2 separate regions of the Mus musculus genome follow, and region 2 is linked to region 1. Evidence: chromatin loops called from intact Hi-C (ENCODE). Cell type or tissue: heart. All regions are shown on one strand. Links, peaks and the distances in the headings refer to the core of each region. The heading gives the core; the rest is flanking DNA. Region 1 overlaps Otud5 (OTU domain containing 5). Region 2 holds the start of Hdac6 (histone deacetylase 6).

Region 1 (5,374 bases), core at 247-5,246:
TTGTGCCTAGACTCCAGTGTTCCAGTCACTTCTGCAAAACCCTTTTAAAAACACATACAGGTTTTAGGCATTAGGTCTGATATTTTCAGGTGGACATTATTCAGTCTAATCCAGATCGGGAGGGAATGGGAACTCATTAAGAGATGTCCTGCTGCTGGGTTAGGTATATGCACTGGTCTTACCATGTTTTCCACCAGCCGGAAGTAGTTGGCTTGATAGCACTTTGGAAAGATGTAGTTACAAACTGATAAGGTACTCCTTTAATCCCAGCACTCTCGGCAGGCAGATCTCTAGTAGTTTGAGGCCAGCCTGGTCTATATAGTGAGTTCAAAGACAGCCAGGGCTACATAGACCTTGTCTCATCTCCTCCCCTTCACTCTACTGGACAAAGTACTGCCTAGTATCCCACGTACTAGGAAGTGTATATTCCCATTTCACAGATTGGAACACTATGGCTCAAAGCAGTTCATCACTTGGCTTTTATTTGGTAGAACTGCATTGAAACCTAAATCAGTGGTTCCATAGCCTATTCTAACTTCTCTTAGGCTTTTAGGTGTTTTTGTTTGTTTGTTTGTTTTTGGTTTTTCAAGATAGGGTTTCTCTGTATAGCCCTGGCTGTCCTGGAACTCACTCTGTAGACCAGGCTGGCCTCGAACTCAGAAATTCAAGTTTTGCCTCTGCCTCCGGAGTGTTGGGATTAAAGGCGTGCACCACCACCGCCTGGTGGCTTTTACGTTGTTAAACCAGCTTTTAAACAGGGTCCTGTCTTAACTCCTGGGATACTATGGTATCAGAGAGCTTTGTCTAGTCCTTTTGCTAAGGCTTAGAGATGGGGAGAGAGACTCTGCTCCAGGATTGGTCTTGAACATGTAAAGTTCAGGATTGAGACTTGATCTTCTCGGGTCAGGACACCAATACAGAATACATCTACAGATTGTTGGACTGTTCTCCAGCCTTCTAGCACTTCCTAAACATCTTCTTCCCAAAGTGAGAGAGGAAGAAAGCTAGAGCTCTAGGTTTTCAAACTGTGATACGAAGGCCAGTGGATGCTTAGTGATACATCCTCTAGATGCAGGCCTAGATGCCATAGTTATCGTAGGACCCACACTCTATTTGTGCAAAAGGTCTGTCTAGTCAGACTTCCTTTATTTTTAGGCACATCAGAACTCCTCCAGGACTTGCTACCAGGCATGTGTCACCGCTCATGGTACATCATGTGCTGTGTCTCTACTACTAGGCTTTGCTACTACCCTGACTGCAGCTCCTTTCTGCCTTTGTAAAGTGTGGGTAATGCTGCTTCCTGCCACTTGGGTTGCAGTGAGGACAATGAAATGAGGTCACTTTTGTATCTGGCACCTGGCATAGGACAAAGCACTCAGCTAATATGAGTTCATCCTTTCTGGCTTTTCCCTGCTTAGCTGCCTAGTTTTGCTTGCGTCTTTGCTCTCCTATACACATTGCCAGGCTTTGAGCATCTCTGGTGCTTGGTGACAGAAATGACTTTATTTCTTATCCACTTATCAAGCAAGTTTTGATCCTTTGCTCAAGTGCCAGCTTTAATGTCAGGGTAAGGTCTCTTCCTGCTTCACAAAAGCAAGGGAGCATTCATTTGTTTTGCAGCCCCACTCAAACTGTACGTCATCACTGCGTATTTCTGTACCCTTCCCTTCAAAGTTTACCAGGGTAGAGACGGAAGTCTGATTCATTTTTCTGTCTTCATTGTCCATCCCAGAATGACTCCTATTTTGTGAGATGAGAACTAGGCCCCCTCTTTTTCTCTTTGTATCCCTTCTATCTTCCTCATCTACCTTGGAGAATGCTGTTCTCCCCCCTTTAACTCTCCCTATTTTAAGGTATGGGGCTATGGTTAAAAGTTTCTTTTCTGAGGCAGAGGCAGGCGGATTTCTGAGTTGGAGGCCAGCCTGGTCTACAAAGTAAGTTCCAGGACAGCCAGGGCTATACAGAGAAACCCTGTCTCGGAAAACCAAAAAAAAAAAAAAAAAAAAAAGTTTCTTTTCTGGGCACCCCTTGACAGGCTAGGCCTTGTGAGTCTTGGAGATGGCTAAAAATGTGGGCAAACGATGAACTTCTATGACAGTGCACAGCCTCCAGGGCAGGATGAGCACCCGTGCTGCTGGAAGGTTGTGCACAGATGGGTTTGTGCTACCCAGGGAAGCACATTAAAGGCTTACAGGTATATTTGTCATCTCTGCAAATGACGCGACACCTTCCTGATGTAGTGGCCCCAGAGGGTGGGGCTGGCTAGGTTTTCCTTTGTCTATGTTCATCCTCTTTCTAGACACTCACCTAGGACTTCTTGAGTGGACATCATCTCTTTTTTTGGGGGGGGGAGCTGGCCTCATCTCTGCCCCCCACCAGTGCTGGAATTAAAAGCATGCCCTACCATGCCAGGTTTGTATCTCTCTCTCTCTCTCTCTCTCTCTCTCTCTCTCTCTCACACACACACACACACACACACACAAAGATTTATTTATTCATTTAATGTATATGAGTACACTGTTGCTGTCTTCAGACACACCAGCAGAGAGCATCAGATCCCATTACAGATGGTTGTGAGCCACCATGTTGTTGCTGGGAGTTGAACTCGGGACCTCTGGAAGAGCAGTCAGCAGTCTCAACCACTGAGCCATCTCTCCAGCCCTTGTACATCGCTTTTTGTTGGTCTTTTCCTCTTTTATGTTTAGTGACCACCTCACCAGTATAGGCTATTACAGAGCCAACCTCCTGCTCTCTTGGCAGATGTGTTGAGAAGACCAAATGCTTCTCAGTTTGTAACTGGTATGAGTTTAGGCAGCTTCCCTACAACCAGAAAACACTGCAGTGATGGAGCTGGCTGGGTTTAGACCTCCGGACACTATGCCTACTCTGGTTTTTCTACCCATTTCCTGTAGTGGGGTACAAAAATGGCCCTTTGTGATCAACTTTAGCAGGGAGCCTATAAGTTCCTAGGAACAGGGCTTCCTATTTTGTAGTGCAGCTGTGTTGCTAGGTCAAGCTGTCTGCTTCTGGCAGCCAGCAGATGGCGTGAGAGGCCTGAGAAAGATCTGCTTCTGCCTCCTTTTGAAATGGAAATGTTTTAAGTTGTCAAGGTCATTATTATTATTATTTTAATCTAGAAGTATGAGTTTGTATATGTTGATTAACCAAACACTTTGGAATCAAATGTGATTTGAATTTTAGGAACTACTCAGAATTTCAATTTCCTGGTGTTTATACTTTATATTATATAATACTTTAACAGGCTGAAGAAGCACCTCATGATCAAGTGCCTAAATGTTTCTGTGGGAAAATGTTTGAGCCTTCACCCTCAAGTAGGGTATTTGGTATATTCTGTTTAGGTTATGATGGGACATGAATTAGATGAAGACTTTGAGTTTTCTGTATTTCTTTCTTTCTTTCTTTTTTTCTTTATTCTTTTTTTTTGGGGGGGGTTGTTTGTTTGTTTTTTGAGACAGGGTTTCTCTTTATAGCCCTGGCTGTCCTGGAACTCACTTTGTAAACCAGGCTGGCCTCGAACTCAGAAATCCTCCTGCCTCTGCCTCCCAAGTGCTGGGATTAAAGGCGTGCGCCACCACGTCGGGCTTTGTATTTTTTCAGGTCTTTTGATGTTCAAAGCATTTAGAGATTTGGAATTTCAGATAATTGTATATCTTTATCTTCTGTATGTGAGTATACCATTGCTGTCTTCAGACGCATCAGAAGAGGGCATCTGATCCCATTACAGATGGTTGTGAGCCACCATGAGGTTGCTGGGAATTGAACTCAGGACCTCTGGAAGAGCAGTCAGGGCTTTTGACTGCTGAGCCATCTCTGTAGCCCCTAGGGATTATATATATATTTGTTTGTTTTTTGAGACAGGGTTTATCTGTATAGCTGTAGCTGTCCTGGAACTCACTCTGTAGACCAGGCTAGCCTCGAACTCAGAAATCCACCTGCCTCTGCCTCTCAAGTGCTGGGATTAAAGGTGTGTGCCACCATTGCCCGGCTAGGGATTATATTTTATTGTCTACTTTTTTTTCAATTTTGTGATATATATATATATATATATATATATATCATACATATACACACATATATACATATACACATACATATTTATGTTTATATTTATTTATTTAATTTATATATGTGAGTACATTGTTGAACTCAGGACCTTTGGAAGAACAGTCAGTGCTCTGAAGCACTGAACCATCTCTCCAGCCCGGGAAACTTTTTACTAGAACACCACATTCTCCATCTAGGAACTTATGAGGTCTAGGTCCCTGGCTGCCTGGGCCAGGTCTTGCAAGATTGAGAGCAGGGCTCTGAAAGTAGATGAAGTTTCTGTTTTCAGGGAATCTGGGGCCTCCCTGGGATTGTCTTGTCCTTGTCCATAGACTTAAGTCTCCTGCTTTGTAGTCACAGAGTAGTCAAGAAGGGCTGTGAACTTTCCAGTATCCTTTTGGCCAATCACCTGGTCTTCTCAGGAACTTGAAGGCAGCACCTGGAGAAGGGTATGGGCTTCCCTGTTGCTGATCTTCCTACTTTTTCCTCCAGCAGGAACACTGGTTTGAAAAGGCCTTGCGGGACAAGAAAGGCTTCATCATCAAGCAGATGAAGGAGGACGGTGCCTGTCTATTTCGGGCTGTAGGTGAGTCTCTATCTTGGTTTTGAGGGCTGAGGGGCTTAAGGCTTCTGAGCTGTGTCCTAGTAGTCAGTAGCAGTCCTTGAGACAGGATTGTGGCAGAGGTAACTGCTTGATATTTTAGGATAAACAGGCGCGGAGCTCTTGTTAACGTTTGGCCTCTGGTGTTGGATTGTGTTAAATGAGTAATGATAACAGCAATTGTAGTGATAAAGGGACACCACTGTTGACATACTGCTCTGCCAAGATTCCAGGAAACCCACTTATTCTGTCAGTTAGGTAGGTGGTCGGTTGGTTGGTTAGTTTTCAAGTCAGTGTTTTCTCTGTGTAGCCCTCCCTGTCCTGGAATTTGCTCTGTAGACCAGGCTGGCCTGGAACTCTGAGATCTGCCTGCCTGTGCCTTCTGAGTGCTGGGATTAAAGGTGTGCACCACCACCTGGTGTGGAAACCCTTTTATTAACCCCAAGTCCAGGTGAACGTGAGACTGAAAAATGTCTCAGAAGTGGGGAGTGACTAGTCTAAGGTTATACAAAAGTATGTAGAGTCAGGATTTTGTGTGTGGATTAACTGTATCATATTGTCACTTTGGTGTTTCTCTGGTATCGTATATTGCGGATGGTGCATATTTAGTGCCTGTGTTTATGCTTGTGTATATAATAAAATTGGGCATGGTGAAGCAGTTTTTCTCCCAGCATTCAGGAGGCAAAAGCAGGGTGGATCTCTTTGAGT
Region 2 (5,374 bases), core at 139-5,138, 94 kb after region 1:
AGGCTAGTAAAATAGCTAAGAACAGATGTGAGAGAGGTAGTGGCCAGTCAAAGGCTTCTGTGAGTCTCCATAGTTGTGAAAGTTCAAAGAGGAATCAGTCAAGGGTAAAGACCCAAGGCGAGAGGGTGACTGGCACACTGAAAGACGAGAAGGTGGCCAGCGTGCGTTAAGTGACCTGGAGCTCGTGAGGAGAGGCCTGGCTGAACAGGTCACAAAGGCCAAATCCTGTGCAACCTTAGAGGCCAGTCTAAAGAATGCCGACTTTACCTTAAGAGCAAAGTTCTGGCCTTGAAGTATTTTAAGAAAGGAAGGAAACGTCATCTCAAATGTATTTTTTAGGCTTTAATGCGAAGGCTGGAAGCAGGGGACCAGGGGGAAGAAGTCAGATAGCGAATCTATTTTAAAGATAGGGCCAAAAAGAATAAACAGATTTCTTTAAGAAGTAGAGCGCAAATAAGAGGTTTTTTCAGCATACATGTCTCCTTCTCAAGGACGGCTCCTGCTAGTTAGGCGAGGACCCTCTAACAATCTAACGTCTAGCCAAGTGTAGTGGCTCGTTTGGGAAATCTGAGCACTCGAGAGGCTAAGACAGGAGGCTTATCAAAGGTTTGAGGCTGACATAGACTACATAGTGAGTTCCAGGCTGCCTAGGCTACAGAGACCTGGAGTGCCCAGTCATTTGGTCTTCATTGAACAGTTTATACCGCTGTTGGGGGTTTAATGATCTCCCTGCACACTCACCGGCCAGCGGAGAAGGGACTTTTCTATTGCTCACATCTATCACTAAGTCTCGGCACACAGGAGACTCTTGATAACTGTTTATTGGCTTAACAGAGAAATCTTTCAAGAATGATCCCCATCTCCCTAAATCACCTGCTTCCAGACTACAGGCTAGAAGCAGCAAAAATTCACTCTTGTTTGTGAGAAGAAAGGGGCACTTGTGGAAATGTTCTAGTTTGGGGATCATTTGGAGGTGCCAGCCTCACCCACCTGTCATCCCAAAGGCAATGGAAGTCATTTAGTTGTTCATCAAACACCAATCCAGTACCAACTGGCACTCTTGTCTCAGGGTTCAGATCCTGCAGGGGCAAAGAAAAGAAACCCAGATTCACTCTGGACTACAATCAGAGAAAACACTTCATACCATCGGTCCTGGATGGGGGGGGGGAGGGGGGGGAATCACTGTTTTGTTTGGTAAAGAAGGCCAAGTTGCAGCCAGGTCTCTCTCACCAGCCCTTGAAGCCCCACAACTAGGTCCTCTTCAGCTGGTTGGCTCAGCTTCTTCATTTTGCCTTTCTTCTTTACCTCCGCTAGATTGGGGCTGGAGTGGGGTACAGCACACTTCTTTCCACCACGCTTCTGCCAATCAGACAGAAAAATCAGAGTCTGGACATGGCTGGCTGGCTTCACCCTCCACCCCCCCCCCCCATCAGGGCAGGTCTGGGGCCTCACCAAGGTGGCGCTGGATTCCTGAAGGGGTGACTGGGGATTGTGCCTACTCTTTCGCTGTCTAGTAGAAGAATCTTGGCCGGTGGAGGTCATGGCTGAAGAGCCTCAGCTCCTGGAAAGGCTCTAGCAAAGGTGTAGTTGGTGAGGCAGCTGGAGTGTCCAGAGGACCCCACATCCCTGTCCCTTCCTCGGCCCCGCCCCCTAGTCTAGATCGCAGCCTTCACCGGGTCCATTCCCGAGCCTTCTAAACCGCCCCCACCCCCCAGGCCATCTTCTGCTAGAGGAAACCTGGTCCTGTCCGGTCCCCCTGGACCTCGCTGCTTTTATCCGATTCTCTTTCCTCATTTTGCCTATTCACTAAACGAGGTAACCCCAGGCTCAATCAGGCTCTTCTTAGGCCTGCCCTACCCAATCACCGCCCCCCCCCCATCCACTTCCCACATCCTTTCATACCTCTAATCTGCGCCCGGAACGCTTGGCTTCTGCAACCTGCCCGCTTCAGCCTATTTCCCCAGAAAAATCACCCACCTTTCTAGTCCGCCAGACCGGGCTGCCGCGGCCTCGGCAGCACCTTTAAAGACTCACTCAACTCCACCTCCTGCAGGGCCGAACCAGCGCCTTCCACTCGCGCAGATCTCGCCCCGAGCTTTCCCCGTGCCCCGCTGCTCCGAGGACTGCCCCTTTCGATCAGAATCCTTCAGACCCCACCCCCTTCCCAGACGCCTACCGTTTAACCAGGCTCCCTCAGCCCCTTCCAAGCCTCCGCCCATCTCCCGCCCAGCCACCGACGCTGGCCAATCCTTCCGTCCCTACTCACTGAGCTCTGCCTCCTTTTCAAACTCCGCCCTAGGCTCACGCCGCCAAATTCCCGGCGACCTGTGTGGCCCCGGGCACCTGATCCCTTCTTTTCCATTGGGCTGAGCTTTTTCATTTGCCCGCCCACGTCCAGCCCCCAACATGGATTCAGTCCGCCCACAACGCTTCAGGCGCAAACCACACCTCTCGCGAGCTTGGCCATGGAAACTGATCATACTGCGCCTGCGTGGGGTGCTACTCCCTAGTTCGAGACCCGGATCTGCCCCTAGCGCTACCACCCCTCCCCACACACACGCACGCACACCCCACCCCCGCATTCGCCGCTGCGGTCGTTCTGACTGGCTATGGCTGCCAGTCTCAAGTCCAGGCTAGTCATCCTAGGAGACCTACGGATCCACATCAGTTGTGTTGTGCAGTGATTCGAGAACAAATCAAAGAAGCTAGATTCCCGAGCTGCTTTTGGCGTTGACGTAACTCGCGCCTGCGGGTGACTAGTTGGAGATAAACGCTAATAATAGACTTTGGCTGGTGGCAGCCAAAATGAGCGTGATAGTAAATGCTGATAAGTTTCTGAGCTGGTGGCCACTGCGATGGTATTCAAGAAGCATCCCCAAATGTTAGCTATTAATGTTCTGCAGCGGAAATGGGGACTGGAAGGAGTCTCTACGAGGTGAGGCAGGGGTGGGGCTGCTCACTATGTCAGAAAGCCCGACTTTCGTGAGGTAGTTTGCATTGTAAAGCTGCTCTGTAGACTACACACACGGGGACTTAGATTTAGATCTTGGACAGGTCACAGTTCTGTCCTGTTTCCTTACCTGGAAAATTGAGATGCTAGTACCAAGGCCAGAATGGACTTTCGAAGGACAGTGTCTCCTGAATGGGAGCTCAGCCTACCTGTCCCCCTCCACCGAGTCATCAAACTTACAGCATGTGGTGGACCGAGGAAGGAAAATTGTCCCTGTGACTCTTTGAGATGGCCATCCCTTCTAAGTATAAATCCCACAGGTGGCCGAGTTGTCCTGATCTCCCCATGTCAAGGACATCGTTTCCTAAGGACCTGTTGGCAGAGACCAGAAAGAATCCATCTGGAGTTCTGCATCACTGACTAGCAAATAGATTGACAGTTCCATACTCCAGCAGCCAGACCCTCTGAACCTCTTGCAAATGCCAGTTTCAGTCCTCCATGTTCTCAGCACAGAACATGTTCTCAGCACGGGCTATCTAAATCTACACACACTAAAGAAAATAATAATAATACCTAAAAACATTCTAGGATGGTGATGCCCGCCAGCCGAACAATAGAGACGGTTCCTGCACAACGGGGCTCAGTAAACCTTATAAAAGCTAAGATTGCAAATAGCTTAGGCTTTGCATCCACATCTAATCTTTATGATACACTTCCTTTCTTTTAAAAATGACCTTGCTTTCATGTCCAGGCTGCTTAGAACTTCTGGCCTCAAGGGATCTTCATGTCTCAGCTTTCTGAGCAGCTGGGCAACACTGTGCCCAGTTAATCTTTCTTAAACAAACAAACAAAACAGCAACAGTCATTTGGGTTTTTTGTTTGTTTTGGTTTTTCTTTTTGGATTTTCGAGACAGGGTTTCTCTGTGTAGCCCTGGCTGTCCTGGAACTCACTCTGTAGACCAGGCTGGCCTTGAACTCAGAAATCCACCTGCCTCTGCCTCCCGAGTGCTGGGATTAAAGGAATGTGCCAGCACTGCCCAGCTTAATAACCATTTGGTTTTTTTGTTTGTTTGGTTGGTTGGTTTTTTTTTTTTTTTTTTTTTTTTTTTTTTTTTTTTTGAGACAGGGTTTCTTTGTATATCCCTGGCTGTCCTGGAACTCACTTTATAGACCAGGCTGGCCTCGAACTCAGAAATTCACCTGCCTCTGCCTCTCAAGTGCTGGGATTAAAGGAATGTGCCAGCACTGCCCAGCTTAACAACCATTTGGGGTTTTTTGTTTGTTTGTTTGGTATTTTTTGTTGTTTGTTTGTTTGTTTTTGAGACAGGGTTTTTCTGTATATCCCTGGCTGTCCTGGAACTCACTTTGTAGACCAGGCTGGCCTCGAACTCAGAAATCTGCCTGCCTCTCCCTCCCAAGTGCTGGGGTTAAAGGCATGCGCCACCACCACCCAGCCAACCATTTGTTTTAAAAATTATATTTGTTTACTTATTTTTTTCTTTAACACTGTTTATTAGCTTTTGCATCTAGGCTTCAGGGAGGTGACAAAGTGGCAGTGGTAAACTTGGGGATCTGGTCTCCTCAAAGCACCTGCCGCTCTACCCCTGATCCTTGAATGGTTGCCAAGCGGATAACTCCTCCACTGGAGCCTTCGTGTTTTCTAGCCAAAGAGAGAGCATTGGCAGTGAACTGCAGACATTCGTCCTTGGTCGTGCCTTCAGGATGGATAGCACCAACATAGTCATAGATGTATGAGCTTCCGGAGGCTCCGGTGGCAAAAGATTGTCTTACCATCATACCCTTCATGGGTACAGAGGACACCTGCCCTCCTTCTTGAGGGTCCCAGCCTACAATGATGATTCCTGCCATCAGATCTTCTCTGCACCGGTAACACATCTCCTTAAAGAGCCTGGCAGCCATGTGTACTAGTGGAGAATTGTTCAGTTCAATACTGTGGAAACCAAGCTGGTAACTGACAGCATCTGCTACTGCTCCGGTATCAGCTGCTGAGCCTGAGCAGCAGCAGATGTAATCATAAATAGGGGTCAGCTTGTCAGTCACTCGATTGGCGATGTAAAACCCAGTGTTATTCTGGAGTCTGCTCCTAGAACCACGCCTCCATTAAATTACAAAGCCATGATCATGGTCCCTGTGGAGACTTCTCAGTTTTCCCAGTCTGGGGTGAGAGCCTCAGGCCCAAAGACCACTGCAGATCCCGCTCCACGAACAGCTAAGGCGGCCGCCATCTTCCTCTGCTACTTGTTTACTTATTTGTTGAGACAGGGTCTCTCCATGCAGTCCCACCTGTACTGGAACTAACTATGTAGACCAGACTGGCCTCCAACTTACGGAGATGCATGTGTCTCTGCCTCTGCCTCTGCCTCTGCCTCTGCCTCTGCCTCCGCCTCCCAAGTGCTGGATTAA

The links. Hi-C counts contacts between places; a loop is a spot of excess contacts. Peaks named below come from ENCODE experiments on the same cell type or tissue, not always from the same donor. Only the 100,000 strongest peaks of a DNase experiment are listed, where the experiment ranks them.
Region 2: it touches region 1 in a loop (2.9-fold over the local background); 2 of 42 quality-filtered maps call a loop at or near these places.

What each region holds. Positions count from the first base shown.
Region 1 is chrX:7,851,747-7,857,120 of GRCm38, forward strand. Otud5 (OTU domain containing 5) reads left to right here. Exons shown (of 9, transcript NM_138604.3): 2 at 4,558-4,651. Among named protein-coding and RNA genes, the nearest start is that of Otud5, 13 kb to the left of the region's middle. In heart, for the core only: a CTCF peak has its summit at 3,035 (motif pointing right); no DNase peak of the experiment used is centred there.
Region 2 is chrX:7,945,673-7,951,046 of GRCm38, forward strand. Hdac6 (histone deacetylase 6) reads right to left here and starts at 2,217. Exons shown (of 29, transcript NM_001130416.1): 1 at 1,978-2,217; 2 at 1,453-1,572; 3 at 1,231-1,359; 4 at 991-1,079. The coding sequence starts at 1,542. Gm39488 (a long non-coding RNA gene) reads left to right here and starts at 2,473. Exons shown (of 4, transcript XR_878039.3): 1 at 2,473-2,935. It also overlaps the pseudogene Psmb6-ps. In heart, for the core only: no CTCF peak of the experiment used is centred there; a DNase peak (open chromatin) is centred at 2,309; H3K4me3 peaks cover 1,908 bases; H3K27ac peaks cover 1,765 bases.